Regions from separate parts of the Homo sapiens genome. Here region 1 is linked to region 2. The links are chromatin contacts, found by Hi-C or POLR2A ChIA-PET in ENCODE. All regions are on one chromosome and are shown on one strand. Each heading gives the region's core, a stretch centred on a gene start or an enhancer-like site at or near the end of the contact. The rest is flanking DNA. Distances are from core to core; before and after follow the strand shown. Region 1 overlaps PLEKHG1 (pleckstrin homology and RhoGEF domain containing G1). Region 2 has its middle 84 kb from the start of IYD.

Evidence for each region. A loop is a pair of places that touch in the nucleus more often than their neighbours do. ChIA-PET counts read pairs that join two places held with the same protein, here RNA polymerase II (POLR2A). Pooled maps may share reads with other maps.
Region 1: a loop to region 2 is called in a map of heart left ventricle, with 2.3 times the contacts of the local background. The contact joins two enhancer-like sites. A Hi-C loop is called at or near these places in 2 of 168 maps with a recorded cell type or tissue (heart left ventricle and heart right ventricle) and 5 of 50 pooled maps. POLR2A ChIA-PET finds 5 or more read pairs at or near these places in 1 of 52 experiments (Caco-2).

Annotation. Positions count from the first base shown.
Region 1 is chr6:150,686,188-150,689,179 of GRCh38, forward strand. All of the region lies in intron 2 of PLEKHG1 (pleckstrin homology and RhoGEF domain containing G1), which reads left to right. Among named protein-coding and RNA genes, the nearest start is that of PLEKHG1, 88 kb to the left of the region's middle. Within about 2 kb of position 1,569, at least 8 of the 41 ENCODE cell types and tissues checked have a DNase peak (open chromatin) inside an H3K27ac peak, as active enhancers do; they include heart right ventricle, where a contact is called at or near this core.
Region 2 is chr6:150,451,522-150,454,292 of GRCh38, forward strand. No RefSeq gene overlaps it. Among named protein-coding and RNA genes, the nearest start is that of IYD, 84 kb to the left of the region's middle. Within about 2 kb of position 1,476, at least 6 of the 41 ENCODE cell types and tissues checked have a DNase peak (open chromatin) inside an H3K27ac peak, as active enhancers do; they include heart right ventricle, where a contact is called at or near this core.

The DNA of each region.
Region 1 (2,992 bases), core at 319-2,818, 230 kb after region 2:
GGAGAGCTAATTAGGTCATTGGATTCGATTCATCTTTTAAAAGTCTTTGAGAGTTTACTTGATTCGGATTTTTATTAAATCTCTTAACCAACTTTCGTCATTCTCAAATGCCAGTATAATTCTGTGAACACTCCAAACATTAGAAATACTTTTCTTATATTGTAAACAAATTCTGTTTATGTAGAAGATGGTTCTCTTTGGAAAAACAATGCCTGAAAGCTCTTCCAATTTAGCAAGGAAAATAGTCTGAGAAAAGAGAAATAGGTATGCAGGTACATGCCCCGCCTCAGCCCTCCCACACGTGGTCATTTTTGCTTGTTGAAAAATTAGACTTTAAGTAAAAAATGAAGCATCGAGAATGATCACTCATATAAAGGAGACTGTGCTTTTATGATATTGGCCTTTCTCTTCTGTTGATTGACTTTATTCCTATTCTTCATTTTTATGTTTCCTGTTGTCTGTTTTTCTCTTGTCTCACCTCCCAAGCTTTCTTTCCCTGGGCCTCCCGAGGGAGGTCTGATAACGCAAGAAGGATGAGAATGTGGGCGGGAGATGAGGGCGGGAGGAACTGCCCGGACCTGTCAGCCTTGGGTGTAGCACCTGCAAGGAGGACATGATTCTCCTGCGGTGACAGCCTGACCGGGCCCCCCACCCACCAAGGCAGGACCACGGCGACCTGGGGAGCATGCTGCCAGCAGCTATGGTGGGGGCTTTGGTCAGAGGATGGAGGAATCGAAGCTCTCCTCAAAGGGCTGAGTCAAAACTTCTTATCCGACCGAGCCAAGATGGAATTGCAATTCAGGGTATGTTTGACACCTTGATGTGATTGTGTGGCCCTTTGTAAAGGGTTCAGAGGGTGATCATGAGCTTATAAGCTTTTCTCCACCTTCAAATGGAATTGACAAATCCAGAATCTGTTTTTTTCCTCAGGTTATCATAAATTGTGACTAATTTTACTTGTGGGAGGTCTATTTTCCTTTCCTAATCAAAGACTTCAGTAGTCACGTAATACCTTCAGTAGTCACATAGTAAAAGATTATTACTACCTTCTTTTTTTCCAGAGCTTTTACTTTAAGATGGAATTCTTGTTCTGTGGTATTTGTGTTTGCCTAGTAGGATGAAAAAGGTATACTGGCTTTTGGCAAATTTTAGTCTAAATTGCATCACTTTATTATGTCTGGAATGGGAGATGTGGAGAGTACTTAATTTCTGGGTTTTCTCAGTAATTCTTTTTATTTTCTGTTTTGTTACTATCGTTTTGAGGCAACAATAGAACTAGTGACAAAAATATAGCTTTCTTGTTAACTTAGTTCAAAGGGTTATTATGGCCTTTTTCTGAAATAAATTTTCATTAGAATGAAATACTTTGGAAATACCTGACCTCGTTCTCTTCTGTCTGGACCTTGGACTCCTTAATGGTACTTACTAGAAGGGAGCTCTTTGGTCTTGCCGACGATGGACCCATGGGAGGAACACAGTGCCAGCTGAGGAAGCAAGTCTGAGCATAGAAGTCATAGACTCCCAGGGGCTCTCAGAGCTGGCCTGCTGCCCCTCCATGCTCTCATCTGACCCCACGCCCTGAGAGTCTCCTAGGGAGTAAACACGAGTGTTCTTGCATTTCAACAAATATGTATTGAAAGCAAATATATACCAGACATTTTTTTAGGCAGCGGCATGCTCTGATCTATAGCTAATCTACTTTTAAGAGGTATAAAAAACAAATGTTATCATCTGTTTTGTTTGGACAGTGGTTTCCAGCCATACTTTTCAGGCTGGCTATATTCAAGAAGAGTCCAGCCAAGAAACTCTTTTGAAAATAGCCTGATAAGTATTCACTGCAAAATAGTAAATTTGTCATTTAACCAGGTATCCAAACGAGACAAGGCTGTTCTATGTTCTTAACTGCCAAAGGATGAGTGATTATTTGTAAAACCTAGGCATTCCGTAAGAAGTGCGAATCACAGTATTTAAAAAATTAATCATCTGATTTTGCTCCTTTGCTTCTCAGATGAGAAAACAGAGCTCAGGGAAGTTGATTACTGAGCTTCAGGCAGCACAGTCAATAAAGTGGCAAAGCAGGCCTGGAATCACATGTCCCAGACTCTTAATCTTACATTTTCTTCCTTTGTTTTTTTTTTTATTTTATTTTTTGAGAAGGAGTCTCACTCTGTCACCCAGGCTGGAGTGTAGTGGCGTGATCTTGGCTCACCGCAACCTCCGCCTCCCGGGTTCAAGTGATTCTCATACCTCAGCCTCCTGAGTAGCTGAGATTACAGGCATGCTCCACCATGCTTGGCTAATTTTTGTATTTTTTAGTAGAAACAGGGCTTCACCATATTGGCCAGGCTAGTCTTGAACTCCTGACCTCAGGTGATCCACCTGCGTTGGCCTCCCAAAGAGGCCTTCTCTCTTTGGGATTACAGCCATAAGCCACCAAGCCCAACCATTTAATCTAACATTTTCTCTCTTATCTCATACTCTCCTGATAAATTTGACAAATTTCTGTAACAATATTCAGAGCTTTGCAAGGTAACAAAGTAAAAACATAGTAAAAACTATGCTAACATGTAAGAGATTTTTTAAAAAACAGTGTCTTGAGATATAATTCAGGTGCCACACAATTTACCATTTAAAGTGTACAATTCAATGGTTTTTGGTATATTACATTATTTACTTTTTAAGCTGTGGTAAAATATACATAACATAAAATTTGCCATTTTAACCATTTTAAATGTGCAATTCAGTGGCATTAGTTGTATTCACAATGTTATGCAACCATCACCAGTATTTTTATAACTTTTTATCACCCCAAACAAAAATTCTGTAACCATTAAGCAGTAACTCTGTTCTCCTCTTGTCCTGTCTTTGATAACTTCTAATCTGTTTTCTGTCTCTATGAATTTGCCCATTCTCCTCTGGGAATTTACTAGACATTTTGTATGAGTGGAATTATCTAATATTTGTCCTTTTCTGTTTGACTTATTTCACTCAG
Region 2 (2,771 bases), core at 226-2,725:
TTTGGACCCCATACACTCTGGGAGATGTTTTATTATTTGTTTACTTTTTTTCAAAAGCAACATTATCAGTTTGACTCCTTTAGATTGCCTAACTTCTTTCTTCTAAAAGTAAGGGGCAGAAAACAATTAAGTCAGTGATCTTATTGGTGAGTCTGGGGAGCACAGTGGACATACCAGCTTGACACACTTCTCAGGAATAAGCTGTTGCTTTGTAAGTGGGTGAAAAAGGCTTCAACCTGCCCTGGTGCCTAAGAGGCAGAATCTCAGATAAGGGTGGACGGACCATGCAAACAGGTGCTTCACACACAAATCACAGGAAAAGCCTCTGGATGTGAAGTGTGAAAAGAACCGCTCACCACCCAGTGGCCTTATCAGTGACAGTGGCGCGTGTGCATGCACACAGGGCTCTTTGTGGGCCATCCCGGGGGCGTCTTTGAATTACCAAGGACAGGACACTAGCAGAAGGGGTCGGCAAACAGCTTCTGCGTTCTTGAGCTGAGTTGGAAGGATGAGAGGTTCAGAGGTAGCGGAGGGGAAAAGATGTTCAGCTAGAGAGGAGTTAGGAGGCTTTCAGCACTCTATCCCTTTACGAAGGCTTTGTGCAATATGACTGAGGGACGTTTGCTCGCACAGCTGACTTTCTCATTGCTTGATATACAGTTGCGGATAAACCTGTCATCAGTGAGCTAATGAGCAGGCCCTTGTGCTGCTGCCTAGCACAGACAAGAGCCACAGGCACACCGTGATGCCTTTGGAGCCTGTTTTTTCCAATTGAGGCATTTGAAATATGTCCTGCACCATGGAACATTAGTGATATTTTGAAATGAAAAAAGGAGCTGTTTCTCCAGCTCAGGGCCCAGTATTGGTAGATTGGTAGTAAGGCTGTTTCCTGTGATCCTCAGCAGGCAGGCATGTTGCCTGCTGGGCGTTTTCCTTCATATTTCATTACATCTCCTGGAAACGATCTTGCCCTAGAGGCCTGGTTGTGTTTGAAGAAACATGGTCCTTAGATCTGCAGCTTCAACACCGGGAAGCATCGCTCCAAGTAGTGGGGCTAGAGGAGCGCTCTGGAAAGCCAGCAGTAGAACATTCCTCCGTTTCCACCGAGACAGGCCTCTTAGAAAGGCCAGCCTCCAGGCCACACACTTGCTTGGTCCTGGAGTCACTGAAGGCCTCTCTCACTGGTTCAGTGTTCCTTCCTCTAGGCCAGGCTGTTTCCACACCTATGACCCGGTGTTAAAACCAGGCCCATGTGTGACCGTGTGGGCCACAGAATATAAAGTAGACACCCCGTTTTTTTGGATTGTTTCCTAATGTTCATGATTCCTGGCAACTGAAAAGTGCTTCCAGGGACAGGACTTACGGTGGGGCGGAAGAGGGAGGAGAGGAAAGTGATGTGAATACTGCTGACACCGTGGAAAGGCTGCTGGGAGGGCCCCTGAATCAGCAGGAGTTCACCTTCCTTCCCGTCCCGCTCTCCAGGCCCCAGTGCTGGGGTCAGCAGTTCATGCATAAGAAATCAGGATTCTTTGGAGCAATTCATGCTGCCAAATGCACACTGACATTCCAGGCCAAACCCCACTCCGCATTTGAAGGTCACTTGGCCTGCGTCAAGCACACTTGACAATTGCTCAAAGGGAAATGAGGGAATTGTTTTGTATAAATGAGTCAACTTACCTTCAATGAACACCACTGGAAATGAACCTGGCAATGATAGACGAGTTTGCATGGCTTTACCTAAGCACCGTCATAAATTATGGCATGTATTATGTACCTCTCAGCTTATGCTCTATGTCAAGTATGGGGAAGAAAATAATACAGTCTAGGCAATTTCAGCAAGACTGGGGTCAACTTGTTAGGAGCATGTGTTCACATGTCAGTGACCTGCAGTAAGGAAAAGAGAAATGAACATAGTCCAAGGTGGGAGGTAACCAGCACCAACCTCTTCCTTCCCCCCATATGGCCACCCTTGGTGTCAGCTTCTCCTAGGGGTGGCTGGCCACCTACCTCTCAGGGGGAGGTGGAATTAGACACCCAACGCACAGCACTGTGGACACTGGCAGGAGGCCTGGGACAGGCTGAGGGGATAAAGAGGTACCCTGCAGAGCATGGTTAACCTGCACCAGGGACAATGAAGAGTTGGATATGCAGATACCTGGATAAACATTGGAAAATACACTCAGTTTGAGAAAATATTTACAAGCGATTCAGGGAAGAGGATGAGTCCATGATGCTGTGGGTAGTAAATTAACAACCATATATATTGTATGCTGAGACAAAACAGGATTGGGAGAAGTCATTTTCATATAAGAGAAAAGTGGGTTTTCCCCATCTTTTCCAACTTGTGCTGCAAGCTCCAATGATGCTGCTGGAGAAAAACTTATCTCATGGAGTTGTTGGCTACTTCGTATGGTGATACAAGGTAGAGGTAACCTCAGACACTCTTTCAGCCCTTTTATGATCCATGTTAACTCCCTCCATCATGAAACTGGCAAAGGGATTCACAATCCTCACTGGGTTCTCAAAAACATTTACCACTTAGACATAAATTTTCACCTGAAGTCAGATTACATAGCTATATGCAAAAAGGAAGCAAAAGATCTTTACAGTCAGTTTCCCACTAATCCCCAAGACATGCTCGGTAGGAGGGCAGGAAGAATAAATCCAACCTCGACATCTGCAGAGAAGCCCAAAGCTCTGCCAGAGACCCCTTGGGGTTGGCTGCTGCGGTCACCTGGTGGCCCTTCTGCCTGGCTTGATGGAAACGTGTG